Regions from separate parts of the Homo sapiens genome. Here all the other regions are linked to region 1. The links are chromatin loops, found by intact Hi-C in ENCODE. Cell type or tissue: mammary epithelial cell. All regions are shown on one strand. Links, peaks and the distances in the headings refer to the core of each region. The heading gives the core; the rest is flanking DNA. Region 1 overlaps LOC107986777 (a long non-coding RNA gene). Region 2 overlaps PALS2 (protein associated with LIN7 2, MAGUK p55 family member). Region 3 overlaps PALS2 (protein associated with LIN7 2, MAGUK p55 family member).

What was found. A loop is a pair of places that touch in the nucleus more often than their neighbours do. Peaks named below come from ENCODE experiments on the same cell type or tissue, not always from the same donor. Only the 100,000 strongest peaks of a DNase experiment are listed, where the experiment ranks them.
Region 2: a loop joins it to region 1, with 18 times the contacts of the local background. A loop is called at or near these places in 62 of 110 quality-filtered maps.
Region 3: it touches region 1 in a loop (5-fold over the local background); 61 of 110 quality-filtered maps call a loop at or near these places.

What each region holds. Positions count from the first base shown.
Region 1 is chr7:24,395,917-24,406,163 of GRCh38, reverse strand. All of the region lies in intron 1 of LOC107986777 (a long non-coding RNA gene), which reads left to right. Among named protein-coding and RNA genes, the nearest start is that of NPY, 120 kb to the right of the region's middle. RefSeq lists enhancers at 3,583-4,237, 4,238-4,892, 6,857-7,511, 8,965-9,625, 9,626-10,247. In mammary epithelial cell, for the core only: a CTCF peak has its summit at 3,987; no DNase peak of the experiment used is centred there; H3K4me3 peaks cover 174 bases; H3K27ac peaks cover 283 bases.
Region 2 is chr7:24,660,698-24,670,944 of GRCh38, reverse strand. PALS2 (protein associated with LIN7 2, MAGUK p55 family member) reads right to left here. Exons shown (of 12, transcript NM_001303037.2): 6 at 7,224-7,355; 7 at 5,258-5,357; 8 at 4,856-4,924; 9 at 2,285-2,446. Among named protein-coding and RNA genes, the nearest start is that of GSDME, 92 kb to the left of the region's middle. In mammary epithelial cell, for the core only: a CTCF peak has its summit at 5,085 (motif pointing right); a DNase peak (open chromatin) is centred at 1,814.
Region 3 is chr7:24,647,232-24,657,478 of GRCh38, reverse strand. PALS2 (protein associated with LIN7 2, MAGUK p55 family member) reads right to left here. Exons shown (of 12, transcript NM_001303037.2): 4 at 7,715-7,867; 5 at 6,767-6,994. Among named protein-coding and RNA genes, the nearest start is that of PALS2, 79 kb to the right of the region's middle. In mammary epithelial cell, for the core only: no CTCF peak of the experiment used is centred there; no DNase peak of the experiment used is centred there; H3K4me3 peaks cover 444 bases; H3K27ac peaks cover 736 bases.

The sequences.
Region 1 (10,247 bases), core at 759-8,758:
AACCAACGGCATTGTATTGCAGCAGTTTTTTCCCCCAGTGTGTTTCCCTTACTGGAATGCAAGCTCCATAAGGGGAATGCAAACTCAGTAAGGGGAGGGTCTGGGTGCTATTCACCTTCAACTGCCAGAACCTAGCAAGTAATGGCACACAATAGGAAATCAACACATTTGATCATCAGAATTGAACTAAGCTGTCTTCAAGTTAGAAAAGCCAGTGATTCTAAGTTAGGCAGTATTCAGGGAGAAGTAAAATGGGAATGTTCAGATAACATTCGCTGGTGAATCTGATCATAAACTGTGACCGATACTGTTGAAACTAATTATTCTTATCCTTGACTACATATTAGAATTGTCTAAGGAACTTAACAAGAAATAAATAAAAACAGTGCTCCTTCCCTGCCCCCTCCAGCAAGATTCTGACTTAATTGGTTACTGTTCCCACCCTTTTCTACAACATGGGGTCATAATTAACCCCCTCTTCCCAAGTGATTCTGTGTGCAGCCAGGGATGAAGATCACTGGTCTAAACCTTACTCAAAGTCAGTATCAAGCTATTACTAGCTAGTAGAGTTTTCAAACTTCATACATAAAGCATCAAACAAGTAATTCATGCTCATTATATAAAAAAACTTAGAAAAATACATATAAGCAGAAGAAAGTGATAAAAATATCTATAATTATACTATAGAGAGCTCCTTTTTACATTTTGCTACATATACATTTTTTTCTCTAAGAAAAACACAGATTCTGTCTTGTAACTTACTTTTTTCCCACTCAGCAGTGTATTGTAAACATCTTTCTATGTTAGTAAAAGCATTTCTTCACCACTGTTGATTAATTTTTAATGGACAGAACAATAGTGTGGTGCTTCTTTCAACCTGTTTCTTTGCAGACCAACATAGGGCATCCTCTTATGCATGTTTAGAATTTAGATTTGCTGCAGAAATAGTGTTGTTTTCCTTAACATCTCAAACAATCATTTCTCACACAATGCATCTAATAAGGAGTATTTTCTACTTTTGGGGTATCTATTCCATTTCAGATACAACTAGAGATCTGAGGATAAAAGATCAGGCCAGACTGGATTTCTATGGTAGTATTGATGCTAACCAGCCTACTGTTTGACAGAAAGTTTTTTTGGGAAACTTTTTATGTTTTGAATCCTGTACATAGGATAGATAAAATCATGATACTCAGGTTACAAATGGTAGTAATTTTAATGTTTTTATAAAATTATTTTATGTGTAAAGATGATATAATTGGGTAAACAAATACTAAATAAACTTTGTGTTTAACCTAAATCACAGTCTAGAAACAGAATACCAACATAGTTGTAAAGAGTAAAAAAATTAAGAAAATAAAGTAATTTTTAAAAAATCACTAAAGATATCTGTGGGGATTGTCTGGTTATCCAATTATCTCCTGAATCTCCCCAAGATTCTGAGTTGAGACACTTTTCTTTCTCCCATGCAACTCCCCACCCCATCCCCAAAACAAAAATTCTGGGAACTCTGGAAACCATCTGCAACACTGAGGCACTGTCACTAATACTAAACACTTGTGACTCACACCTGTAATCCCAGGACTTTAGGAGGCCGAGGCAGACAGATCACTTGCGGTCAGGAGTTCGAGACCAGCCTGGCCAACATGGCACTTTAGCCAGGTGTGGTGGCGCACACCTGTAATCCCAGCTACTAGGAGGCTGAGGCAAGAGAATCACTTGAACCTGGGAGGCAGGGGCTGCAGTGAGCCGAGATCATGCCACTGCACTCCAGCCTGGGCGCTGGAGGGAGACTCCATCTCAAAGAAAAAAAATAAAATACCATAAACACTAATGCAGAGGGTGGGTACTTCATCTCTTCTCTCCCAGGCTTGCCCTTTGTTCCCCTGGAGAATGTGAGTGGACTTACCAGACTTGTCCGGTGGGGTGCTCTGTGTTTCAATATTTGTGTATCCCTTTCTTACCATTTTGAATTAATTCCTGAAAATTCTGCCACTAAGTGAAAGCTGTTACATGAAAAATTATTTTTAATGGGGAAAATTATGATTAATTTCATCCCAATCCAATATATCTAACCAATTTTTACAGGTGAAAAGAAAACATTTCAATTGAATGATAAAGATAAATATATATGAGCAATGTACAACAGTTTGAAAATAAGTAAATGTAATGTGTGGATGAAAAGTGAGAAAGGTTTATGATACTCACCAAGGGGGGAAGAGAAGCTTGATCACAGGTGGTGGTGGATAGAGAGAGTGTCAGGTGTAAGAGGTGGGGAAAAATCAAGTGACCAATTTAGGCAGAGTGTCTGGGCTCATCAGCACACTCAAACTGCACTTAATAAGATTAAAGCACAGGCAAACATCATTAGGGCAACACAAAGGTGAGAACCTTTGAAAACAGGTAGAAATCGTGCATGGGCACCACAGACTGAAGAGCCGTAGAATCTGCTGCATCCTCACCCCCATTATTTGGTGTGTGCAAGAGTAAAATATCTGGCATTCATCCAAACATGGGGCAGGATTCAAACTTGCTCCATATGATATTTGCTATCTAGAAACTGTGATATTGTGTAAATTGATTCATATGTGTTTTAACTGGAACTGTAATGTTGAAATAGTACTTCTCATGATGTGTTTACTTGTGTGCTTTTGAATAAAAAATCATGACACACACAGACAGAAACATACACACAGACACACATATATACATATACAGACACACATACACATATACATGTAGACATACATACAGACACATACACACAGACAGATGGACATAGACAGACACAGCACACACACATAGACACATACATATATGCAGATGGACACACACACACACACACACACACACACACACACACACATACACCCTGCATAGTCTATTGCCTGAAATCTGGTTTAACTTTCCAGAAGTCATTATGGTGAAATATCATTAACCAAAAGGCTCTCTGTCAGGTAAGTCTGTACAAATATGCCCTAGTCAGAGACATGGTTTCGGTATTTTAGGAAAAGGTAATGTGAGTCTGGATGTTTCATTTGTGTGGGTCATTTCATTCATCTGGATAAAGTACAGGATTTTTCATAATGAGCCTGCTTTTTAATTTTTCTAATTTTCATTTCCATTAAAGAGACAGTTTACCGGTAGTTCAAAGATTTGTGTGAGTACAAGATGGATTTACGATAATTGTGGAATGTATAATGAATACACAAAAAGGTTTTAGGAAAGCACACAGCAGTGATCACATTTTTCGAGAACAGTTGTTGAGTCTTACTGGTGGCAATGATCATTCACTTTTTCAGCCAGTCGAATCTCTTGTTGCTGTGTTAATAGCTCAGTCATATTTGTAGTCATTTACATGTTTTCAGGCATTAGGCATTCCATTTGGTTAGAGCATGAGAAATTTTTGACATTAGGAAATAAAAATGCCTTAAATATTATTTGTTAATTGTTTGACATTGGCTGTTAAATTATCAGAGCAGCACCTATAGTAAGGGAATAAATTATGAAGCTGAATGCTAAAAACAATGCTTACCCTTTCATAAGACTAGACTACATTTTTTAAGCAAAGGATAAAGCCCGAGTCTTTTCATTCTATAGGTGACATTACTATATAGTTAAGCATCTTAACCAAGTCAGAAACAGAACAAAACGGCCAGGAGTAATTTTAATTTTGCCATCTAATGTATGAGAGGTAGGAAATACTATGTCTCAATTTTTTAAAAATGAAAACAAAACACTAGAAAGGCTCTAAAATAAAACACTCTTTTCACAGTTCTTCAAGCAACCTACCAACCTCCTACCAATTCAAACTACAGTTCTAAGGGGGAAAGAGGCCTCTAGTAATTTCGGGGTTGTGGGGGAAAGGCATGGGGCTTACTGAACGGAAGATAATGAAAGTCTTGTCTTGCTACTCTGCATTTTTACCTTGAATTTATTAGGTGTATGCTTTCCCTTTCTGTAATACATTATGCACTCCCTCTAGTGTCAGAATTTGTATATGATCCGAAACCAAGTTTGATAAAGTGCTGCTATAAACATTAGAGTAAGGTTCAGGCTTCTAATTGTGCCATATTTCAAAGATATTAAAGGCCACCTAATAACATGAAGAACAGCCCTGCATGAAGTCACCCTGGCTAAGAAAAGAACGCATATTTTAACCTGTGTTATGAAGAGTTTCATGCGCGTCTGTGTGAACAGACCACCAAACAGGCTTTGTGTGAGCAACATGGCTGTTTATTTCACCTGGGTGCAGGCAGGCTGAGTCCGAAAAGGCAGATAAGTGTCGGGGGGGCGTTTTATAGGATTTGGGTACGTAAAGGAAAATTACAGTCAAGGGGGTTTGTTCTCTGGTGGGCAGGAGTGGGGGTCGCAAGGTGCTCAGTGGGGGTGCTTTTTGAGCCAGGATGAGCCGGGAAAAGGACTTTCACAAGGTAATGTCATCACTTAAGGCAAGGACCGGCCATTTACACTTCTTTTGTGGTGGAATGTCATCAGTTAAGGTGGGGCAGGGCATATTCACTTCTTTTGTGATTCTTCAGTTACTTCAGGCCATCTGGGCGTATACATGCAAGTCACAGGGGATGCGATGGCTTGGCTTGGGCTCAGAGGCCTGACATTCCTGCTTTCTTATGTTAATAAGCAAAATAAAACAAAATAGTGTTGAAGTGTTGGGGCGGCGAAAATTTTTGGGGGGTGGTATGGAGAGAGAATGGGTGATGTTTCTCAGGGCTGCTTCAAGCGGGATTAGGGGTGGCGTGGGAACCTAGAGTGGGAGAGATTAAGCTGAAGGGAGGTCTTGTGGTAAGGGGTGATATTGTGGGGATGTTAGAAGAAACATTTGTCGTATAGAATGATTGGTGATGGCCTGTATACAGTTTTGGATGAATTGAGAAACTAAATGGAATAACAGAAGGAGAAAAACAGGTATAAAAGGTCTAAGAATTGGGACGACTCAGGATATCTGATTAGAGAGTGCCTAAGGAGATTCAGCATAGTCCTGCCCGCAAAGATTATTTATTTACTTCAAGAGTTAAGAGTGGCAGTTTGGGGATAGCACCAGGAGATTATCAGCTGTGATGGCTTGGAAAAACAGTGTAAACCGGCAGTGTAAACAAGAGCAGGGCATGTATGAGTAGTTGAGAACGAATAGGAGTATGACTAGACAGAAGATAGTAGGGATGACAAGTTTTTTGGGGGCACAGTCTAAGTTGGTCTGGTGTCTGGAATGAGACTGGGGCCTAATAAAAACGAGCGTCTATACAGAAGCTTAAATGGGCTGTACCCTGTAGCATTCCGAGGACAGGCCTGAATTCTGAGAAGGGAAAGTGGTAAAAGTATTGTCCAGTCCTTTTTAAGTTGCTGGGTGAGCTTGGTGAGGTGTGTTTTTAAAAGACCTTTAGTCCGTTCTACTTTTCTTGAAGATGGAGGACCGTAAGGGATATAAAGGTTTCACTGAATACTAAGAGCCTGAAAAACTGCTTGGCTGATTTGACTAATAAAGGCTCATCTGTTATCAGACTGTAGGAATTATGTCTGACAGAAGGGAAGAAATGACTGCGGTGGCCTTCTCAGACCCTGTAGGAAAGGCCTCTACCTATCCAGTGAAAGTATCTACCTAGACTAAGAGGTATTTTAGTTATCTGACTCAGGGCATGTTGAGTAAAACTAATTTGCCAGTCCTGGGTGGGGCAAATCCTCCAGCTTGATGTGTAGGGAAGGGAGGGGGCCTGAATAATCCCTGAGGAGTAGTAGAATAGCAGATGGAACACTGAGAAGTTATTTCCTTGAGGATAGATTTCCACGATGGAAAGGAAATGAGAGGTTCTAAGAGGCGGGCTAGTGGCTTGTACTATAGCATAACCTGCCTTTGCTGGTGTGTGGCGATTAGGCCTGGTGGAACTGCCATCAATAAATCAAGAGTGATCAGGGTGAGGAACAGGAAAGAAGGAAATGTGGGGAAATGGGGTGAATGTCAGGTGGATCAGAGAGATACAGTCATGGGGGTCAGGTGTGGTATCAGGAATAATGTGGGAGGCCGGATTGAAGTCTGGGCCAGAAACAATGGTAATTGTGGGACTTAAAGAGTGAGTACAGCTGAAGGAGCCGGGAAGCAGAAAGTATATGCGTCAGGTGTGAGGAAGAAAATAGAATTTGGAAGTTATGAGAGCTGTAGAGAGTGAGTTGAGCATAGTTTGTGATTTTGAGGGCCTCTAAAAGTATTAAAGCAGCGGCAGCCACTGCACGCAGACATGATGGCTAGGCTAAAACAGTAAGGTCAAGTTGTTTGGACAGAAAGGCTACAGGGTGTGGTCCTGGCTCTTGTGTAAGAATTCTGACTGCGCTAATCATGCCTAGGAAGGAAAGGAGTTGTTTTGTAGAAGGTGCTGGGGTTTGAGAGATCAGTTGGACACAATTGGCAGGGAGAGCACGTGTGTTTTTATGAGAATTATGCAGAGATAGGTAACAGATGAGGAAGAAATTTGGGCTTGACTGAAGTAATGGGGGCTGTCTGTGAAGCCTTGCGGCAGTACAGCCCAGGTAATTTGCTGAGCTTGATGGGTGTCAGGGTCAGTCCAAGTGAAAGCGAAGAGAGGCTGGGATTAAGGGTGCAAAGGAATAGTAAAGAAAGCACGTTTGAGATCTAGAACAGAATAATGGGTTGTAGAGGCAGGTATTGAGAATAGGAGAGTATATGGGTTTGGCACCACGGGGTGGATAGGCAAAACAAGTTGGTTGATTGATAAGGCACAGATCCTGAACTAAACTAACTTATAAGGCTTGTCTGGTTTTAGGACAGGTAAAATGAGGGAATTGTAAGGAGAGTTTATAGGCTTTAAAAGGCCATGCTGTAACAGGTGAGTGATAACAGGCTTTAATCTTTTTAAAGCGTGCTGCGGGATGGGATATTGGTGTTGAGTGGAGTAAGGGTGATTAGGTTTTAATGAGATGGTAAGGGGTGCATGATCGGTCGCCAAGGAGGGAGTAGAGGTATCTTATACTTGTGGGTCAAGGTGGAGGGATACAAGAGGAGGAAGCAAAGGAAGCTTTGGATTGGGAAGAAGGGCGGCAATGAGATATAGCTGTAATCCAGGAATAGTCAGGGAAGCAGATAATTTAGTTAAAGTATCTCAGCCTAATAAGGGAACTGGGCAGGTGGGGATAACTAAAAAGGAGTGCTTAAAAGAGTATTGTCTAAGTTGGCACCAGAGTTGGGGAGTTTTAAGAGGTTTAGAAGCCTGGCTGTCAATACCTACAACAGTTATGGAGGCAAGGGAAACAGGCCCTTGAAAAGAAGGTAATGTGGAGTGGGTAGCCTCCATATTGATTAAGAAGGGGATGGACTTACCCTCCACTGTGAGAGTTACTCGAAGTTGGGCGTCCGTGATGGTCTACGGGCCTTCTGAGGCGATCGGGCAGCATCAGTCTTCAGCCGCTAAGCCGAGAAGGAGTCAGTCAGAGAGCCTTGGGCCAGAGTTCCAGGGGCTCTGGGAGTGGCTGCCAGGTGAGTTGAACAGTCCAATTTCCAGTGGGGTCCCGCACAGATGGGACATGGCTTAGGAGGAATCCTGGGCTGCAGGCATTCCTTGGCGCAGTGGCCAGATTTCCAGCACTTGTAGCAAGCTCCTGGGGGAAGAGGTTCTGGAGGAACGCCTGGCTGCTGTGGTTCAGGTATTTGGAAGTTCTTGTGTGCTGGAGATGTGGCTGGGGTTTGTCTCACAGTGGAGGCAAGGAATTGCAACTTTTTTATATTATTGTACACCTTAAAGGTGAGGTTAATTAAGTCCTGTTGTGGGGCTTGAGGGCCAGATTCCAATTTTTGGAGTTTTATTTAATGTCGGGAGCAGATTGGGTAATAAAATGTATTTTGAGAATAACACGGCCTTTTGACCTTTCAGGGTCTAGGGCTGTAAAGTGTCTCAGGGTTGCTGCCAAACAAGTCATGAACTGGGCTGGATTTTTATATTTGATAAAAAAGAGCCTAAACGCTATCTGATTTGGGATAAAGAAAAAGGAGCATGAACCTTGACTATGCCTTTAGCTCCAGCCACCTTTTTAAGAGTAAATTGCTGGGCAGGTGGGGGAGGGCTAGTCACAGAACGAAACTGTAAACCGGACCAGGTGTGAGGAGGGGAGGTGATAAAAAGATTACAGGGTGGAGGAGCGGAGGCTGAGGAAGAATTGGGACCTAGCTCGGCCTGGCGAGGAGCAGCCTGGGGAGGAAGGGAGAGGTCAGATGGGTCTGTAGAAAAGGAAGATTAGAAAGACTCAGTGACACTTGGGGTTGGTACTAAGGGGACAGGCGGGAGGGAAAGAAGGAAGATTTGGGATGAGTTGCACTGGGCACAGAGACTAGGAAGGGACTGATGTGTAAAAGAATGCCTGGACGTCAGGCACCTCAGACCGTTTGCCTATTTTACGACAAGAATTATTTAGATCTTGCAGGATGGAAAAATTCAAAGTGCCATTTTCTGGCTATTTGGAACTACTGTCGAGTTTGTATTGGGGTCAAGCGGCAATGCAGAAGAAAATAAGGCATTTAGGTTTTAGGTCAGGTGTGAGTTGAAGAGGTTTTAAGTTTTTGAGAACACAGGCCAAGGGAGTCGAAGGAGGAATGGAGGGTGGAAGTTTGCCCACAGTGAAGGAAGCAAGCCTAGAGAAAAGAGAAAGTAGAGAAACGGAGGGAAGGGGTTCGGGGGTTCTTACCTTCTAGAAAAGTGGGCAAAGGGGTTGGGGCACAGAGATAAGAGGTCGGGGCGTGGAAATAAGGGATTGGGGTGCAGAGATACGAGGTTGGGGCTCGGAAGGGATTGGGGTGCAGAGATAAGAGGTTGGGGTGCGGAAATAAGGGATTGGGGGTTCTTGCCCCGTAGAAAAGCGGGACTTGCTGCTAAGGGTGAAGGAGAAGGGGTTGAGGGGTACTTGCCCCTCTCCCAGAAAAGCAGAGAAGGGGTAGAGACAAGGAGAGAAGGGGTTGGGGTACTTGCCCCTTCCCCAGAAAAGCGGGACTTGCCGCTAATGGTGAAGGACCAAGGCAGGCGTCCCTGCGTGGTCTGACACCCTTGAAACGTGGGTGTATAATCAGAGAGCGTCCCTGCAATGATTAAACACCAAGGGAAGGCTGCCTTCCCAGTCCGTGACCCGCGCCGGAGTTTTGGGTCCACGGATAAAACGTGTCTCCTTTGTCTCTACCAGAAAATGAAAGGAATTGAAATTAAGAGAAGGGAGAGATTGAAGTGTAGCGCCAAGATTGAAAGGAGAAAGAGGTTGAGGGATAGTGAGGGAAGTTGGAGAAGAGAGGAAAAAGAGGCCGCTTACCGGATTTGAAATTGGTGCGATGTTTCTTGGGCTGGTCGGTCTGAGGACCTGAGGTCATAGGTGGATCTTTCTCACAGAGCAAAGAGCAGGAGGACAGGGGATTGATCTCCCAAGGGAGGTCCCCCGATCCGAGTCACGGCACCAAATTTCATGCGCGTCCGTGTGAAGAGACCACCAAACAGGCTTTGTGTGAGCAACGTGGCTGTTTATTTCACCTGGGTGCAGGCGGGCTGAGTCCGAAAAGACAGTCAGGGAAGGCAGATAAAGGTGGGGCCGTTTTATAGGATTTGGGTACGTAAAGGAAAATTACAGTCAAAGGGGGTTTGTTCTCTGGTGGGCAGGAGTGGGGGTCACAAGGTGCTCAGTGGGGGTGCTTTTTGAGCCAGGATGAGCCGGGAAAAGGACTTTCACAAGGTAATGTCATCACTTAAGGCAAGGACCGGCCATTTACACTTCTTTTGTGGTGGAATGTCATCAGTTAAGGTGGGGCAGGGCATATTCACTTCTTTTGTGATTCTTCAGTTACTTCAGGCCATCTGGGCGTATATACGTGCAAGTCACAGGGGATGCGATGGCTTGGCTTGGGCTCAGAGGCCTGACAAAGAGACCTCTTCCAAGCTTTTTACCCCCTCCTCAAAGTGACCTATAAATTAACTTAGAGCTTTATTAAAGCTTTAAATTCCTTTAGTAATCTTAAGTATTTATTAAATCCTAAATTCTGTAACAACAACCAAAAAAAGAACACTACATATAAACAAAAATACCCCACCTGAGATGAAAGAAAACTGCAGCTCGAAAGCATAAAGCCCATGGGAACATCATGAAATGTGTTATTGTCAAGATTTTGCAAAGTTTATTAGCTATTTTTTTGCTTTTTCTCGGAACTAGAAGTTAACATGGCTGTTTTGTGTCTGTGTAAAGCACATCAC
Region 2 (10,247 bases), core at 705-8,704, 260 kb before region 1:
CCAAATGTCCATCAACTGATGAATATATAAATAAAATGTGGTATAGCCATATAATAATCACTTAGCAAGGAAAAGAAAATAAGTACTGATAAATGCTACAATGCAGATGAGATCTGACATGTTAAGAAGCCAGTCACAAAACACCACATATTGTATAACTCCAGTATATAAAATGTCCAAAATAAGCAAATCTATTTTGACAGAAAGATTCATGATTGCTCCTGGCAGCAGGGGGTGAGGAAGTTGGTGGGAAATGGGTACAGAGATTCTTTTGGCGATGATGAAGACGTTGTAACAGCTTTTGAATTTTACAATCCAGAATTCTATTCTCTGCTAATTAGTCAAATAAAGGGCAGAAAATATACATTTTAAAACACAAAGATGCAGACATTACATTCCACATACAAGAGGATGTACCCCAGCAAAACAAGGTGATAAACCAAGAAAGAGAAAGAATGGGATCCAGGAACAACAGCTTCAACCCAGGATAACAACAAAGGGAACTACTCCAGTGTTAACAGCTGGGCAGCCAGAGAGACAGCATGTAGTCCTCATTGAAGCAGAAAGACAGAGGGTTCTGAGACAGAGGTCTCCAGGAAAAAAAAAAAGAACCTGACTTACTGGATAAACAAGTCTTTAGTTTAAAAAACAACAAAAAACTGTATACACATATATATATAAAATCAGGTAGTATAAAGAAAAACAGAACTCCAGAGATTCCTGGGTCACAGAAGGGGAAAGGGCTGTTCAAGAAAGTGAAATTGAACTAACTGAAAATACAGCTATCTTTATATTGGAAGGACAGTCAGGAAGTCAACAGATAAGGCCTAAACTGCATAAAGCAGGAAACAGCAGACTAAAGACATTATTAAGAAATATGGAACACAACCAAAAGAAATAGCAAAAACAATGAAAAGTGACTGTTTTTCATAAGTGAGGCAGGGGAAGAGAAGGGGTTATTTTTTTCCCCATTATATGTCTTTAAGAACTACTTGCTAAAAATATTGGGCACATATGAATTTGATAAAAGCGAAAAACTTTTTACTTCACAAGTGCAGCTTTAACATACGTTGATTACAGTGAAGTTTTTGTTCTGTTAACCACTTTAGTAGGATTTGTCTAAATTTAGTGATTTACAATGCCTGCAGTAGAATCAGAAGATTTACACTGAAGGGATTATAAGTAGCACAGGGGGGCAATGACAAGGCTATTTCCCTAACTTTTAAGAATTTTAGCAATAAGAGTACTCACTGAGAATTAAACCCAAAATATACTGGACAAAACCAGGGAAACTCTAAAATTCAATTAAAAGAGATAGGGTTAAAGTTAGCCTAGGATTTGACTCAAAATAGCTTAAAGGCATTAATATACCTAAAGGAATGCCATGTTAAAAGGGGGCTTGGTCAGAAATAGAAGCACAGCAATGGGAATGAAAGCAATGTTAGCTTATCTCCTGCTTTCTTCAAGGGAGAGAACATCTAAGTTCACAAGTAAAGATCCACGTATTTCAAAAACAAAGACAAATGTTTATTAGTCCCTACAGTCAGAGACAAATGTGTATTAGTCATTACAGTAAATCACTAACATCATCCAATTCCTTGATCTAATTCCATTCTCATCAAGCATACTTCTGACATGATTATTTAACTTTCTATGTAAATATGCAAATAGAGAAATGAATGCAAAGACCATAAAATGAGTGCTTGGTTCACTTAATGGTTATACTTCTCATCAGTACTATTTTATTCTATACATCAGACTCTGTAACCTTAATGAATGCTGCCTGCAGTAAAAGATGAATCACTCTTATGTGCTATCAAAAATCAGGTTTATGACCTTGCATGACTGAGAGCTACAAGCCAGGCCACGTAAGTTCACACAGCTGTTGCCACACTGGGTATGTCCAAGGGTCAGAAGCTTTCCCCTTTTCTTTACACTAAAATGGCTGAAAAATCCAACTTTTTAGATAGACATCAGTACAAGAAAATCCTAAATGCCTATCTTGCCACGAGTCTTAAATGTAGGCATTTAATTCTAACATTTCTGAACTGAATAGTTTAGAGAAGCACTTGCCACCAGACAGCAAGCCAACAGCACTGCAGCACTATTTCAAGACAGCTACAGAATTACTAAATTTTTCAATGTCTTTTACTTGTTCACTTTCACTGCCATAAAGAAAACTTATTTGGGAATAACAATAACTAATGATAATAATCCCCCTTTCCTCCATATGCCCATACTCTTTCCTGCCAATTGCATAGCAAGGAAAACACAGAAAACTTACATGGCACCGTAGTTCCAAATCTAGTGGGATTCAATACTATGAACCTGTTTTTCAAGCTTCTTCGGCCTACACCTTGAGCTCCTATCAATACTAATGTTTTTCTCTGGAAGGGAGGCATTTTGGCTACCTCCTCATATATCTGGATTTCATGACGATCAAATTCTAAATGAAAAAGGAAATGGGAATACAAAGTCAACTTTTATATACATGAAAGAAATCTCTGCAATTCTGTCTAGTAATGGCTTAGCTGTCTTGATAGTTAAATATCACTTGACTTGTACCCACTTAGCATAGATTTGTTTTTACAAATTTGGTAAAGTACAATAAATAATAATTATTTTATTATTGTTTTTAAGACCGGGGCTCACTGTCACCCAGGGTAGAGTATAGTGGTGCAATCTTAGCTCACTGTACCCTTGAACTCCTGGGCTCAATGAAGCCTCCCGAGTAAATGAAACCACAGGTATGAGCCATTATACCCAGCTAATTTTTAATTTTTTTTTTTGTAGAGATGGGATCTTGCTATGTTGCCCAGGCTGGTCTCAAACTGCTGGCCTCAAATGATCCTGCTGCCTCAGTCTCCCAAAGTGCTGGGATTATAGGCATGAGCCACTGTGCCTGCCCCAGTAAATTATTTTATATCTTGCTTTAAACATCTGGTTCCATCCATTTGCCCTTAAAAATTTGTCTAATCGGGCTGGGCATGGTGGCTCATGCCTGTAATCCCAGCACTTTCGCAGGCCGAGGTGGGCGAATCACGAGGTCAAGAGATTGAGACCATCCTGGCCAACATGGTGAAACCTCGTCTCTACTAAAAAAATACAAAAAATTAGCTAGGCGTGGTGGTGTGCGCCTGTAGTCCCAGCTACTCAGGGGGCTGAGGCAGGGGAATCACTTGAACCCAGGAAGCAGAGACTGCAGTAAGACGAGATTGCGCCACTGCACTCCAGCCTGGTGACAGAGCAAGACTCCGTCTCAAAAAAAAAAAAAAAAAAAAAAAAAATTTATCTAATCAAGCTAGAAAAATTCTATGTTTTATCCTTACTTATCAGAGATTCTATCCACTGAAACTTATTATCAATTTGCCAGTAAAAATCCTTTAATATAAATAATCAAATTACAAACCAGTATATATAGAAAGCATGTAGCAAATACGGAGGACAGGAGTAAACCTAGCGTGGTTGCTTAAGTAAGTTCCACAGAACAAGTGACCTTCCAATTATATAAATGAATAAATATTGTATGGCAAATCAACAATTATCAGTTTGATTAGAATTCAACATACTGACATTTACTGACAACATACATTTAAATATTAAGATTTTGAAATTTACATATAAAATAAATTTTAGATCCAACTGTTTCACTAGAAACATAACCCAAAATTATAATCTTAGTCGATGGGAAAATTACAAATTTTCTATTTTGCAAAAAAGCCTTATGGGCATATATTTTATGAATAATAGGGCCAAAGTGATGATTTGAAATATTATATTACCTGTTATTACTGTAACTCTCAATCTGTAGTAATAACACTCCTTCCTTAGCTTATTATCCTAATAGTAACTCTTTCTTTGCACAATTTCCCCACAGTAGATTAAACCAATATTAAGAGAAAGCAAGCCTACTTCTTCCTTCTATATTATTTTCTTTTATGGTGTGCTATTTAGTTTATTACCAGCATAGAGGTAGCTCTGAAGTCAAGAAAGTACTTTTAAAATTGCCAACTCCTTTGATTAAGCCTCCAGAAATTTCTGATTCATAGAGCTGTTTTTTATTTCTGTCATCCTCTGCAACTGGGAAGAATAAATATAGTAGTTTCCATTCTTTCCCTTCTTTCCTATTTATTTATTTTTAATAGCCAATGAGTAGCCAATCCAGGTCTGGGGTCTTATTTTACATTGTTTTTAAAAATCTTTTCAGCTTTACTGAGGTACAACTGACAAACAGGAATTGTATATAAAGTGTACAACTTGATGTTTTCATGAATGTGTACAATGTGAATGATTACCTCGATCAAGCTATTAAACATATCCATCACCTCATATAGTTACCATTTCTTTCTTTTTAAATATATTTCTTTCTGTATGACTAAAAGATTTAAGACAGAATTCTATTAGATCAGACTAAGATTTATTTGGTCCAGTGCTATTTTTCTAAAACTATCATGGTCAGTGTTATGGCAGGATACAGTTGCCCTAAACATAACTCTTTTAACATCTTGACAAAGGCATTCTATCCTTTAGAAATGGCACATAAATTACTATTTCAAAATTCTCTGGACAAATAGTTTCAATTATGATACTGCTTCTTGATTAAGACAAACAAAAATCTTAACCAATTTGTTTTGTGTTGTAAACTATACTCACAAAATAAAGCACATGGTAGTATATATAATGTGGGTTTTAAATAATTTATATTATATTGCACCATGTGTTCATATGTCAGCCCCTTGCAACTAGGTACTAATCTGAATTACACTCACTTAAAGCTGTATATTCAGAGTTTATGCCACACTAAATGACATATAGCTACTTCACTTGGACTTCTCAAAAAGTATTTAAAACCTACCTGCATTTCTGGTTGTGAGATACATCATCTTTTTCTTTTTTTTGCTACTTATAGTTCCACAAAAAGGTCCTGAAGGATGATAAAACAAATATAACTTAAGCAGTATATCAGAATATGAAAAAATTGCCCTATAGTATTTTACAGGGGTGGGAGAATTATCTCCCCAATGTGGCATCCTAGGAAGCAAAAGAGGGTGGAGGTGAGTTAAGCCACTGAATTTTGATACTCTACCAGCAGGTGGCAGAACGGGATCAAAAAAGATTACTTATGAGCGAGAGAAAGCAGAGGGAGGGATTCATTCTAGACATATTTTAAATAAATGCATTTGCTTATTTAGACAAAAGAGACAAAGAAAGGTGGTCACAAAGGACTGCTTGTTACTTATTGTGTCGAGCTCATCACCTGAATTGTCCCAGTCTCTTCTAACAAATGCCTTTCTCTTCTCTTCCAGGAACTGGCTTGGAATGAGACCAGCGCTTCCTCCCTCTTTTACATGGCTAGCCTAGAATCAAATTAATGAATTGTACATCTCAGTGACCAAAATTTGAGACCATATTCTATTAAGTAAGACAAGCAGTGGTCAGTCAAAAAAGTCACATTTGCTCTTAAAAACAACCTTGAGATTTAAATCCATAGCATTGTCAGTTAAGATATTTAAACAATTCAGCACTGAAGAATCAATTGGCACCTAAAATTCTTCATATCTGTCATCTGGTAGTGAAATGTGGGGACCAAAATACAAATTAAATTGCTAAAACTTCTTATTTATGATACTAAGTTAGAAAAGGAAAATGCTATTCTAAATAAGATGTATTAACAGGACATTTTATCTAGCACCCTTTAGTAAGATATTTACTGTCAACCTTAATCCTACTATGTTGGTATTTCAGGCCAAACCAAATGAAAAGGAGATACTATGTGGAATATAAAGTGTAGATTTTAATTTATGCCACCAGGAGTCTGAATATCCCAAGAGTTTGTAAGTTTAAACTAGGCGAAACTTCACCTAATGTAAAACAGCTAACTTAAAATAAGCTCCAAAGAGAAATATTTTAAAATAGTGGCTGGAGAACTGGCTGTTAGTGGTTTATCTCACAAAGTTAGTATTTCTATCCTTACAACTAGCATAGAAAATCTAGTATAACTTTAAGCACTTAAAATCCTGAAAAACAGAATTAAAGTAACCAACTATCAAAATGCAGGGAGAAACTGAGAGAATGGTGACAGGTTAGAAGAGAAAACTAAGAGATCGTATTCATAGGAAAAAGAAAAAAAATGGAAAACTGGAATAATTCAATAAAGGAAACAGCCACAGAGAGATTTTTTAAATGAGGGATCTAAAAAAAGTTCAGGGGAAACCTCTTGAAATCATGGATTCTGTTTAATTTACCCATTTCTTAGCTGTCTCAACACATAGTGCACTTATACATAATGTTTTAAGTTAAATTTAAGGACACATAAGTAAGATTGTTCTCATTCTGTGATTTGTTTCTCCTTAGAAGTAGATCTATAATTTAGAGCTAATGTGAGTTACCAACATCTCAGTTAATTTTAGAATTTGGTGCTAAGTCCTGGATCCTTTCCTCTTACTCCTTGTTCTTTAGTAAAACTCTCATTTGCTTTGATAGTTTAAGGCATTTCAGACTTCCTGACCTGTCAGTTTTTCCAGTTCTGAATATTGTGGTTGTTAGCTAACATAAACCATTACAAAAACAGACTTATTACTGCTGCTAGGGGTTTCTGAAAGCTGCATTAGGAGAAGAAAAAAGAATACCATTAAACAGATCTTCTGAAAAAAGGAGGGAAAAATACAGTGATAATACACATCTCTTTCCATATACACAGATTTTAATCCAAAACCAAACAAAACTGATAGAGTGAACCTCCATTTCCCAATATCTGAGAAGAGGGGAGCAAATAGACATTAAGACCTTAAGAAATGATGCTTTACTTGCTATGAACGAACATGAGGGAGAGGAGACAAGAGACACACTTATTTCACAGTAAAAGTCTCCTACTTAAAATAAACAAAACCCAAGTTATCTTTTGAAAAGGGATGACCCAAGTGAGTTCTTCTTGGCCAATAGCATATTTTAATGCAATTACCCATGTGAAAAAAACCAATTGGTCTAATCCCTAAACCAATGGGTTAGTGCCACAGGCTGGTTAATTCTGCACTTATTAAGTTGCAAATTCCCTCCCAATTTGATCTTATGTCCACAAAATTAGTAGCCACGAAGCAGGAGCTGTTCATGTGGGAAAAATCATTGTAACAAATGCTAATATTCTTCCTGACTATTCAGATATTGATCAGATCTAAGATTAAAATTAGAAAAGTAGCTGAGGAACTTCTGAGAAGCATACTAACCTGCCACCAATTTGGATCTTCTCTATTTACAATCTGAAGAATCTCTCCTTTGGAAAACTTCAATCCTGCTTCTTTGCAAGGTATTAGGTTGTCATTGTATGGATTATAATCAAAATGACACTTCACAAATACCTAAAACACATAGCACAATTAAAAATACTATAGTTGTATCACTTGCCACTGAATTTAAAAAATCCTTGTCAAACCACTCTGATTTAATTGTAACTGACAATGTATTTAGTACTTCAGATAATGAACTTGTCTCTCATAAATGGAAATCAAGTTATTAGAATATTAACAGATTTTGGTATCAGAAAGATAATAAAACTTCTTCTCTACTTTAATATCTAACTTTAAATCAACAAGAGTTTGATAATCATTCTATCCCACCATTCTTCCACTTTTCTTCAATCTTTTCACTTGATTTTCCAACCAACACTGCATAATTTTTAATGCAAGTAAATGCTATGATCCAATTAACATCCTGAAATATAATATAGGTAGTTGATTTAAGGTATATATTTCAGATGTATTAGAACTCTGTGAAAAGGCCCTGAAACCAAAATTAAACAATAAAAGTTGATGTTGAAGTCAGATATGAAATATATTTGGTAGCCTTAAATACTTTTTTAATCATCTTGCTCTGATTTATATGCTCATCTTAAATTTAAATGATCAACATTAAATTCATTGTAAGACAAATACTGAAGAAGTCTCGAAACTATTTTCCATTTTAAATTCATTTGTGTATACACATTTCTTTTACATTTGCATTATTAATAAAAGTATGTCAGTTAACACTGTTAGTTATGATCTCCGAAATTTGGGCTATTTTGCTTATTTGCTTTAATTTAAATTCTAATTAAATTATGCATTTTTGGTATTTGATGGAAGGTTCAGACCAATTGCTGTCTTTCTTTCTTTCTTTTTTTTTTTTTTTTTTTTTTTTTTTTCAGATGGAGTCTCACTCTTTCACCCAGGCTGGAGTGCAGTGGCGTGATCTCTGCTCACCGCAACCTCCGCCTCCCAGGTTCAAGTGATTCTCCTGCCTCAGCCTCCCAAATAGCTGAAATTACAGGCGTGTGCCACCACACCTGGCTAATTTTTGTATTTTTAGTAGAGACCAGGTTTCACCATGTTGGCCAGGCTGGTCTCGAACTCCTGATCTCAAGTCATCTGCCCACCTCAGCCTCCCAAGGTATGGGGATTACAGGCATAAGCCACTGCGCCCAGCCCAACTGCTTTCTTAAAACAGACTTGTTTTATATATATTTATAGAAATTCAAATGTTATCTTCTAAAGAATTGCCTTAGCATTAATCAGCATGTAAACTTTAATAAGAAAGTACACAATTAGTCAAAATAACAATGTTCTTTTTCTATTTGTTTATCATACTTCTGTAACCAACAAAATTCAAATAACACAAGTAGACATATTATATTATTAGTGTGGTAAAAGTATTGTGATCGATGCATACAAAATAATTTTAAAATAACGAAATCTGGGAACATGTAATAAAATCTTAGTTATTTATAATTAGATGATTTTCATAGAAAGCATTCAGAACATTTTCAACTACTCTAGAAAAGCTAAATATTAATCCTTAAATCAGTAGGTCAATAATTTTTTTCCTGATATATAATTTTAGATCTAAAAAGCAAGCATACAAACATTAAGATTGCTAAAGTGTGACAATTGGCTAACTTGATAATGTCATGCAGCTCCATGTTTTGACAACGGGAAAAAACCAAAATAATTAAATTTAACCAAAGGAAATTTAGTTGGCGGATAAGACAGAAAAATGAAGTACCAGAGAATGTTCTGGAATGACAGCATACCTGATGGGATGTGTGCTGGATGCCTCTCCATATTGATGAAACTCTAAAAATATATTTGTAATTGCATAAATAAAGCCAGACTTTTAATTTATAATAAATTAAGAAAATATAAACAAACTACTAGACCATTTTATTACTTCACTCATTTGGTAAGGCAACTACCTCCCTAATTAATTGTCCACAAAGTATAATACCTGCAAGTTATAAATGATAGAACAAAAAGTTAAAGGTATTTGAGATCAGGCAGAGAAAAAGGATTGGTATGCAAAGTTATAAAAATACCTGCATACTCCTTACTTCTCAAGAAAGATGCAGTGATTGAAGAATAGCAAGAGAATCCTGTCATCTAACCATGAATGTGATTACCATTCTTATGTGTGGAACAGAATATATTTTGTAACCATAAAGCTCAGACTTTACAAGATAGTCCAAATTTCAAATATTCATTCCTCCAACATCTGTCAAATTGTTATGGAAATGCCATTATCTGTGGAATACAAACCACATCTCTCAAAGGTAAAAGATTTATAGAACAATTTATTTTTTTTTTTTCATTAATTAAAGTAGTTTTAGAACATTACTGTTATGGTCAAAAACTCAGATTAACCTGATTTTACTTTGAACTTTGAAAATTTGTCTGAAAAATCAACCCAACCTTTGATCTAACCATTTTGTAATGACTCTAAAACCATTAAAGATATGACTAGATTTAGTATAATTATATTTTATTAAATGCAATTTAAAGTGTTGCACTTATAGGCTATGGATGTTAACTGTTCATTCATCATTAACTAAACACCACCTACTAAAATATTTCTATTTCATATTCTTATTACTAAAAAGAACTGAATGACCAAAATGATTTAAAGTACAAAGAAAAGGAAGTACAAATGGCTTTTAAGCATAGGAGATGTTCAACAACCTCACTCAGAGTAGAAATACAAATTAAAACTACTTTATAACATTTTTTCCTATCAGATTAGCAGAAATCCTTGTATTTTATAACATTCTACAAAAGAACTGTGGGTTAATAGGCATTTTCCTAATAGGCTTGTGGAAGAATGGTTCAACCTCTTGGGAGGACAATTTGGCAATAGCTGTCAAGATTACAAACGCATAAACCCTCTGACCTAGTAATCCATGTCTGGGAATGTATTCAACAGCTATGTTATGCAGATACATCCAA
Region 3 (10,247 bases), core at 1,320-9,319, 250 kb before region 1:
ACATGTTCAATATTATTAGTTATTAGGAAAATGCAAATTAAAATCACAGTGAGATACCACTACACACTATTAGAATGGCTAAAATTTTAAAGACTGACCATACCACATGTTGCCCAAAATGTAGAGTAATTGGAACTTTCATATAATGTTGGTGGAAATTTAAGTTGTTATACTAACTTTTGAAAACGGTTTAGTCATTTCTTCAAAAGTACAACATATACCTACCATATGACTCAATCCTTCAACCCCTGGTATATACTCAAGAGACTTACATGTAAATGTCCATAGCAGCTTTATTTGTAAAAGCCCCATACTGGTAACAAAAAAATGTTCATCAGCCAGGTAATGGATAAACAAACTGTGGTACAGCCATGCAATGGAATATCACTTGTCAATAAAAAGAAATGAACTATCAATATACATAACATGAATGAATCTCCAAACAACTATGCTGAGTGAGGGAAGCTAAACAAACGAATCAAACAAAATCCAAAAAAGAATACAGGTATTCCATTTATATAAAAATAAGGAAAATGCAAAATAATTTAAAGTGACAAAAAGCAGAGCAGTAGCTGCCTGGAGTCAGGGGTGGTAGAGAGAAAGGGAGTAGGAGGGAAGAATGAGAAGTGGACACAAAGAAGCTGGGAGGCCGGGAGCAATGGCTTATGCCGGTAATCCTAGCACTTTAGCAGGCTGAGGCAGGCAGATCGCTTGAGCACAGGAGTTCAAGACAGCCTAGACAATGTAGCGAAACCCTGTCTCTACAAAAAAAAAGAAAAAATACAAATATTAGCCGGGTGTGGTGGTGCATGCCTGTGGTCCCAGCTACTCAGAAGGCTGAGGTAGAAGGATTATCTGAGCCCTGGGAGGCTGAGGCTGCAGTGAGCTGTGATCATGTCACTGCACTCCAGCCTGGGTGACAGAGTGAGGCCCTGTCTCAAAAAAAAAGAGAAAGAAATGGACACAAATAAATTTCTGGGAGTGTTCATCATCTCAATTGTGTTGACTTCATGGGTATATTATGTATGTCCACATGTATCAAATTGTACACTTTATGTTATTTATATAAACTTTATCTCAAGGATATTTTTAAAAGTAAAGATAAAAACAGTAAAAGTATTGAGGAAATATTGCACAGGAATACACTATGCTTATGCAAATGACAATAATTAGTGGGAGAAAAATTAAATGGATGAAACGGCTAGAAAAACAGCTCCACCTTGACCCTGATGTTAAATCAGAAGGTGGCTAGTAATTCATTTGGGAATGTGTTGGCTAAACATGGTGCAAATGTTGCTTATTGAACCTACTTCTTAAACCATAGTTCCAGGCCCATCTGAATCTGCATTTCAGAGTGAGTGACAAGATGGTGAACAAAGTGATTATCATTGCTAAGAGATTTTCCATGACACTAGCTGAGATGATCAAGGAAGGATGCTCTTTTTCTAAAAATTTTCAGTGTACGAACTTGGTCTACTTCGTTAAATACAGATGTACACACACATTTTTGATAACAGCAAGATAACAAGAAGGTATGTTTGGTTAAAAAAGTTTTGAAGGGCAATCCACGTTCCTTTCTGATAAATACCTGAGGGCCACAAATTGAAGCCTCAGCCAAATAAAAAATTTTATTTTAAAAATCATATAAAAATTAGCCAGGCATGGTGGCACACACCTGTAGTCCCAGCTTCTTGGAAGGCTGAGGCAGGAAAATTACTTGAACCCGGGCGGTGGAGGCTGCAGTGAGCCAAGATCACGCTGCTGCAGTGAGCCAAGATCACGCCACTGCACTCCAACCTGGGTGACAGAGCTAGACTCTATCTCAAAAAAAAAAAAAAAAAAAAAAAATCTACTAACTACTAACCTAGGCCAAAATTATACTAATCATAATTCTTAAGTTTATATCACTGGTTCGTGCAAGGACTGCTTTTGTCGATTCAATTAGTTTTAATAATATAATAGACAGCTATGCACTTGCCACCTAAAACTAACATTAAAATCCTACTTGATTCTCCTGCCCTCATTCCATCCCATCCCATCATTCGGTTTCCCCAACCAAGGCACACTTCACCCTGAATCCTGGGTTCACAAACTCCTTGCTTTACATTTTGATTATAGTTCTACTGCATCTATACGTACTCTTTATATAGTTATTTTAAACGTAAAAAAATAGTATCATGCTATATGCATGTAATCTTTTGGGGTTTATATGCTTATTAACATGTTTCCAGCTGTACATACGTAAGAATTGCTCTAGGGAATTACTGCAGCTTGATATATGTGAATATTTAACTCTAAGAGACATTAAACTTTTCTCCCCAATGTGTTTATACCAATACACACTGCCACCAGCAATGTAGAAAAGATGCTGTTGATTCACAGCTATAATTTTTACCAACTTAATGGTATATCACATTATGATTTTCAATATATCTTTATATGTTTACTGAACACATGTCCCCTTTTACTTGATTTTTCTGTGTAGAGTGAAACACAATTTCAAACAGTATCCCTAGAATAACCAGGTTCCCCCCATTCATTGCATCATCTCCTTTCCACATTGAAAAACATTATCTCTGTCACATATCAAAGTAATATGTATGTGTAGGTCTCTTTCTGAGCTCTCTAAAAGTCCATTGATCATGCTGTCTCTTCCTATGCCAACATCACAATATCTTAATTCCTACATATTAATAATCAGACCCCATTCCTGCTTTTCTGATTCAAAAGTGTCTTGGCTATTCATCTTATCAAATTCCATGGAAAACCCTGTTTTGACTGGAATTCCATTAAATCTACAAGTTAATGAGTGAAAAATCAACATCTTCACAATATTGTCTTCCTGTCCATGACATGATATACCTGCTTATTTAGATCCTCTTCATAATTCCTTTGTGTAGAGGTCTTGAATTTTTTTGGTTAATTTATTCCTAGACATAAATGTGACATTCTCTGACTCTACTATAAATGATGTCATAGTTACATTTCTAGACGTTTGCTGATGACATACAGAAATGCAATTGAGTTTTGTGTCTTCATCTTATTTTCAGGTACCTTGGTAAACTCTATTATTTCTAATAAGTTGTAGTTTTGAGGGGTTTCTATGCAAAAACATGATCATATTTGTAAATAAGTTTTATTGCCTCCTTTCCAAACATTTTGCTTGTATAATTTATTTTTGTCATACTGTACTTATGGATCCTTCAAGAAAATATTAAATATAAGTGGTGCTAGTGAGCATCCTTCTCTAGTTTCTTTTTTTTTTTTTAACTAGGCAAAGGCTTTATCTTTGTTTTAAACTATTTTCTGGCTAATTAATTGCCAATAAATAACTGTATATAATCAATAATTAAAAAGCAGTGTCCAAGGGTCTTGGAATTTATAGACTTACATTTTATCATATATAAAACAAAAATTTTAAAAGCAGTTAAAATTCTTGAAATTGTATTATTTTTTAGAAGCTGAATCAATTCAGTTTGCCTCACTGTTGGAAGCTTCATCAAAATTCTGAACAAGATCACCACTTCCCCAATAGTAAGTGGTACTTTTCCATCCAGCTTCTGCCAGTTTCCTTAAGCTTGTTGACACCAAGCTGGTTTAAGACACTGGGTGGCATTTCTGTTAGCTGCTTTGTCTCAGCATGTCTGGTAATGGTCAAAGTGTTCGCTGCTAGAGATGTCTGAACACTGGGATTGTTAATGAAGATCACCATTCCTTGGTTTGCAGACATACCTCTTTAGTATCAGAGATATTGCCTATTTCTACTTTCTTTCAGGAAAACTGAAGATTTTTTTTATCATCTGTTTTAACAGATAATGTTTGCTGTATCATCTGAGGGCAGTTCCTTTTTACCAGTGCACAATTGTGCTTGAAATCTGGCAAGTTTTTCATGGTTTGTGAGGGCTTTTTCATTTTATAATGAAAACGAAAGTGGAATTTCGTGAGTGGAAATTAAACTTCGTGGGGTATTGGGGTTGGCACTAGAGGTCTCAGGCAGACCAGCTGCAAGGCCAGTTTCTGACTTTAAAGGGAAAGCTTCTAACATTAGTTAATTCAGAATAATGTTTGTTCTATTTTTTTTTTTTGTAATAAAATTAAGGCTTTTCCCTTCTGTTCCTAATTTACTAATCATTTTTTAAAAATCATTGAATTTTATCAAATTCTCCATTGAGGTTATTCTCTTTTCATCTGGTAATGTGCTTAGTTACATACATATGGATTTTCTAATATGAAACTCTCCTAGCATACCTGGGATAATAAATCTAACTTGGATATGTTGTATCATCTTTGTTATATACACAATCAAATCTGATTTGCTAATATTTTGTTGAGAATTTTTAATGTATATCCTTGAATGAAACAGTCCTGTAATATATTTTCTTATATTGTTTCTAGTTGTCCAGGTCATGTTGGTTCCAAAGAATAAGAGAGAATTCCTATCAGTTGGCCTTAATAAACAAATGGAATTACGAATAGCCCCCGGAAATCTAAGCTATAAGAAAGTTGAAGAACTTCAGAATTGGCTACTTCTAACTCACTCTGGCCCTCAAAATTTAAAACATAGATACTTATGTCCCATAGCAGATTCTGGACTTTTACCAAGCACCTGAAACGATTCTGATAAAGATCATCTACTGACTATGCTTTTGAAAAACATTACCGTGGTAGGGAAGAGTTCTTGGCTTTCATTTGCTCTTGCAGCAATCCAGAGCTGAGACTAGCTCCACAGCACTACATGGTGGAGATTTTAGTGAAAGAGTTGAAGACGCAAAATGCCCTTGCTTCCCTATAGCATCTCAGTAGGATGCCCATGGTTTGCAGATGCCCTGGTTTATGCCTATTATTCCAGCATATGAGTAATGTTCCCCTTTTCATTTAAAAAAAAAAAAGTCTCAATTTGGATGTTCTTTTGGAAGCCTTCATGTTATAGTTTCTTTACTTCTTTATGGGAGGACACGCCTCAGGCTACCTCGGACTTATAAGACTCCTCCTCTCCTACTTGAATTCATTTCCCCAGCTCTAAATGCTAAGTGAAAAGCAGAGTTTGAGAGGGTATGGAATGTGGAAAACTTATGTTTAAACAAGGCTAAATGTCCTTGCATTTCATGGTATTCAGTTAGTTCACCAGATGCAAAATCTATGTAGGAATTTGGGCCAAAGCCCTAGTTATTAATATTATAAAATTTTATTTTGCCTGTAAAAGTCTCTTATAGCCATGGTGAGCTAGAAGAATTCTGGAGTTTAGACCACAGAAGGAAAATAAGATCTTCCTACTACAACTAACACATAATAATAAATAAAATACGTAAATCCTAGATTTTACTCTTCCAGCGTACGCAGGTCCAAGATAAGGCCTCAGGCTGTCACAAATTGAAAGTTGCCAACTGAGGAATAAAGGTAGCCTGAGAGGTACTAGTGATATGAAATGTCTAAGTACTAATATCATTTATTTTTCACAATTCTTTTCCTTGAGGACCACAAAACTACCTTCATTTCAACCAAAGTTAATTACAAGCCTATCTATTTTCATAAGTTCAATTTACATGCTAATATTAATGACTAAATAATCTATCCTTACCTTTGAAAGAACAGTTTAAAATAGACATTCAATGAAATGTTATTTCAAATAACTGTATGGAAATGTAAGAACTAGACTTTTAAACTCTCATTTTAACAATATGAAATAAGATACACTGGCAGTATCTTATGTAAGAAAACTTATAATTTCATTCATACATCAAACAATAAATTTCTGGAATAAACCTAAGCATTAGAGGCATCTACTTCTACATTACTTAGGCTTGAAAACCCTCTCTTTGGTTCCAACACTCCTATCATAATTTTCAATTCTTCCTCCGCAATTTCTTTTTCTTTCTTTACGGTTCCATTTCACCACTACTGCGTCATCACCACAGCAAGTGCAGCCACTTCTTGAGCACTCATTATGTGCCAGGTGTTGCTGTGAGAGCATTACATGAATTAACTCGTTTAATCCTCATAACAATCTTTTGAGAAAACAAATTTTATCCCTAACTATATAGATGAGAAAAATGAAGCACAGAGAAGGTAAGCTGATAACTGGCAGCACTGGTATTTGAACCTAAGTGGTCATCTTAACCATTCATTAGAGCTGTTGTTCACAAATCACCTCACACCTTCAAAAATCTGCCACCTGGTTACATAATCTCATCTCTCTTCTTTTTGAATTCACTTAACATACCGAGTCTAGACAATCTCTATAACTAAAACATTTTCCCGTTCAATTACCTAGTTTACCTAAAATTAGTTTTAAAATACAGATCAAATGTGTGCAAACCAGGGGTCCAAGATTTTCTTTATACCCATCCTCTTTTCTGGCCTCATCAGTCATTTCACCCATGACACAAACACTAAGCTGGAGGTGATCTGGACTGCATTTTTATCCTCTCCCAGGGCCTAATACAATGCCTGAACATAACAGCTGTCAGAAATGTTTACTAGATTAGTAATTCAAAGACTTTATGGTTCTTCTGATACCTAGCTGTAGGTTACTATTATGCCAGGGTTCCTGGTGTTAATGAAGAAATCTACTATTTCCTTTACAATAGTAAAATAGCATTGTTTAAAAATTCAAAAATTCACCCATGACAAAATAAGCCATTTCAGAACACTCAAATCAATTTTTTCTCTTTTCTTTAGCAAAATAGTAGCAACTGATAGTTATTTCCAACACTGTGATTAAAAACATGAAAGTATTTTTAATACTACCAAAAATTTTATTACTAACCTGTTGAGGAGTAATGGTATCTCTATAACTTGGTAAGATTTTTAGGGTGACACTTCCACTAATATTTTTCAGTAATTCTTGTAATTCCTTTGGATTATTTCCAACCTCATGGCCATTGACTTCTTTAATTATATCTCCCACATGAAGTAGACCTTGTCGATCTATCATTCCCCCATGGAGGATTCGGGCAATTACCAGATCATTATTTTCAACCCTAAATGTCACACCCTATGAAAAATAAGAAACAGATTTCTCATTAATTATTAGGGAGAAATGCTTAAATATTCATGAGCATATGTAAGAAAATAATTCTAAAACTAGGTAAAATGAATCATTCTTACTTTTCCCATGTTCTCTCCTGTCTCAATATTTCACTCCCATTAAACTGTGTACTAGTATAGTTTATTACACTAGTGGATAGGATGTATCTTACAGGCTAAATGGAAACTCGAGAGAGCAGGAAAAGGTATTTGTGCATTCTGATGGACTTATTCCTGGCTTTTCCTTTTTTGCACTCACTGTTCTTATAGTCAGGATCCAGAAGTAATAATTTTACCAAGGAATAGTAAACTTCACTACTTAGAGAGTCCTAGTATGGCTTCAATTTTTAATAACAACTTCTTTTTATATTTTGATACTGTCAGTATTTCTTCAAAGGGTAGTTCATGTCTTCAAAGGGTAGGAAGAAACATAATAGTCATCTTCTGAAATTTTTTGCTACCCCTTGCCATATTTCTACTTCTAGCTCAGTTTAACTTTTCATTTTAGTTAAATTTTGCAGGCTAAACCAAGTTGAGAAAGCATCAGCTGTGTCTTTATACACAGGCCAAACAAGAATACAGTTTTCATAACATTATGAAAAGGAAAAAAAATGAAACAGAGTAGTGACTGAACCACAAATTATGTCATATTTCAGATTTAATAGGGTACTGATTTATCTGTACTCACCAGTGGTTCCCCAGCTCTTTTGTGAATACCAAGAATACGAATGGCATCTACTGGTAATAACTGATTATTGATAGAAGAATTATTCATTTCTGGGCTTGATGGAGGTGAATCATAACACTTTGATGCCACAATATCATGGGCCTCCAACAGTGACTATAAGGAGTCAAAATAGCCTGTGGTTATTTATGATATGTGGATGAAATTTGTTACTAAAAGTACTTTGTTATTTCATTATTCCAATGGAGTACTAAAAATTTCCAAGGCACATGGTATTAAATTCCCAAATATCAGGTTGATCAAATAAATATATAATTTTTAAGAGATATAAAAATATATAGTTTTATTATCATCAAACAATATTATATTCCTTCTTTGAGATATGAAGAGATATTAGTGATGCTTTTTAAAAACTGGCAAGTTCACTGGAAACTGAACCTAGGTTTCCAGTCTGGTGCAATGAAGGTACTGGGTTTTATTGCCACCACTGTCATCATATCATTCAATATTTACCATCAATCCTATTTACTAAAATACCATAAAAATTCAAATTCAAATGACATTTTTACCTAACATTGCTATGTTAGTAATATGATATACTTTTTATATGTAGAAAACGTCTGTTAAAAGATGTCCAACAGAAAATGGATAAATATTAGCATCTTATATCAGTGACAAAAAATTTTATATTACCAATAAAGGTTTTAGTTTATAAAAGGAACATTTTTTGAGCAAAAAAACAAGTCAGTAATAGTCCCGAATATAACGTATTTTTTTTACCTCCTATACTTACTATGTATGTGCTACCAGCATGGGTGGTTTTGATCTAGCTTTCTAGGAATTGCTTTTTTTTTTTCTTTTTTGAGACAGAGTCTCACTCTGTCACCTAGGCTGGAGTGCAGTGGTGTGATCTCGGCTCACTGCAACCCCCACTTCCTGGGTTCAAGTGATTCTCCTGCCTCAGCCTCCCAAGTAGCTGGGACTACAGGCGCATGCCACCATGCCCAGCTAATTTTTTGTATTTTTAGTAGAGACGGGGTTTCACCGTGTTAGCTAGGATGGTCTCGATCTCCTGACCTCATGATCCGCCCACCTCGGCCTCCCAAGGAATTTCTTAATTAATACTAAAATGTTAAATTTTTTTTCATTTCTTATCCTAAAAGAATAATTTTTAGGGCAGGCGCGGTGGCTCATGCCTGTAATACCAGCAGTTTGGGAGGCCGAGGCAGGTGGATCATGTGAGGTCAGGAGTTCAAGACTAGCCTGGCCAACATGGCAACACTCTGTCTCTACTAAAAACACAAAAAATTAGCTGGGCGTGGTGGTGTGTGCCTGTAATCCCAGCTACTCGGGAGGCTGAGGCAGGAGAACTGCTTGAACCCGGGAGGCAGAGGTTGCAGTGAGCCGAGATTGCACCATTGTACTCCAGCCTGGGCAACAAGAGTGAAACTCTGTCTCAAAAAAAAAAAAAAAAAAAAGAATAATTTTTACTGCAACTGTGCATATTCAACATAAAGATAAGTTAACATTCTTGAGGGGCTGGATAGAATTCAAGTTCAAAAACAATAAATCAAAATAGAAAGAAGCAAATATTAACAGGTTCGGGAAAAAAGCAATCAGGATAATTGGTAATTTCTGGTCATTTCATAAAACAATTTGTGAAACACTGGAGAAAAAAATTCAATAAAACAACTCATAAATCCATATGTAAGGATTCTTCCTATAAATGCTGGAAGTTGCTAACCTGCGCTGCTTAGTTTTCCACCCTATATCCTCCTTTGGCAGTTTCATTTACTCCTGTGACTTGAGCCACTACTTATGCATTGACAACTCTTAAATTTCTATCTCTAGTTCAGAAATCTCATGTGCTTCAGATTTTTATAGTAAAAATTTGCCCACAACTCGTCAAAGTCACGGCAATTTGAAAATCAAAAGTAGGGATTGTAAAAGATTAAAACACTGAATAAAAAATCCATAGATCCACAATGCTATTTAAAAAAAGACTGAAAAAACTCATTTGTTACCACTTGAAACTGCAATTTTAAACAGCTCTTCACTTTGAAACTTAGTAAAAGGAAGGATCAAGTACATTCCTGCCTCTTCAGTAGAAATGCACTAAGCAGCCCAGTTGATGAGAAGCTCTACATTATGGAAGAATACTAGCTAATAATGTAGAACAGAAAAACGTCATTTTGCAACCTCTAATGAAAATTCTGATTTACAACCCAAAAGCTAGAATAAGATGAGAAATAACAAAAATTAGAGCTGAGCTGAAGAAAACTGAGACACAAAAAACCTTCCAAAAGATCAATGAGGCTGGGCATGATATGATGGCTCACGCCTGTAATCCCAGCACTTTGGGAGGCCGAGGTGGGCAGATCACCTGAGGTCAGGAGTTCAAGACCAGCCTGGCCAACATAGTGAAACACTGTCTCTACTAAAAATACAAAAATTAGCTGGGTGTCACGGCACGTGACTGCCTAGTCCCAGCTACTTGGGAGGCTGAGGCAGGAGAATTGCTTGAACCTGGGAGGTG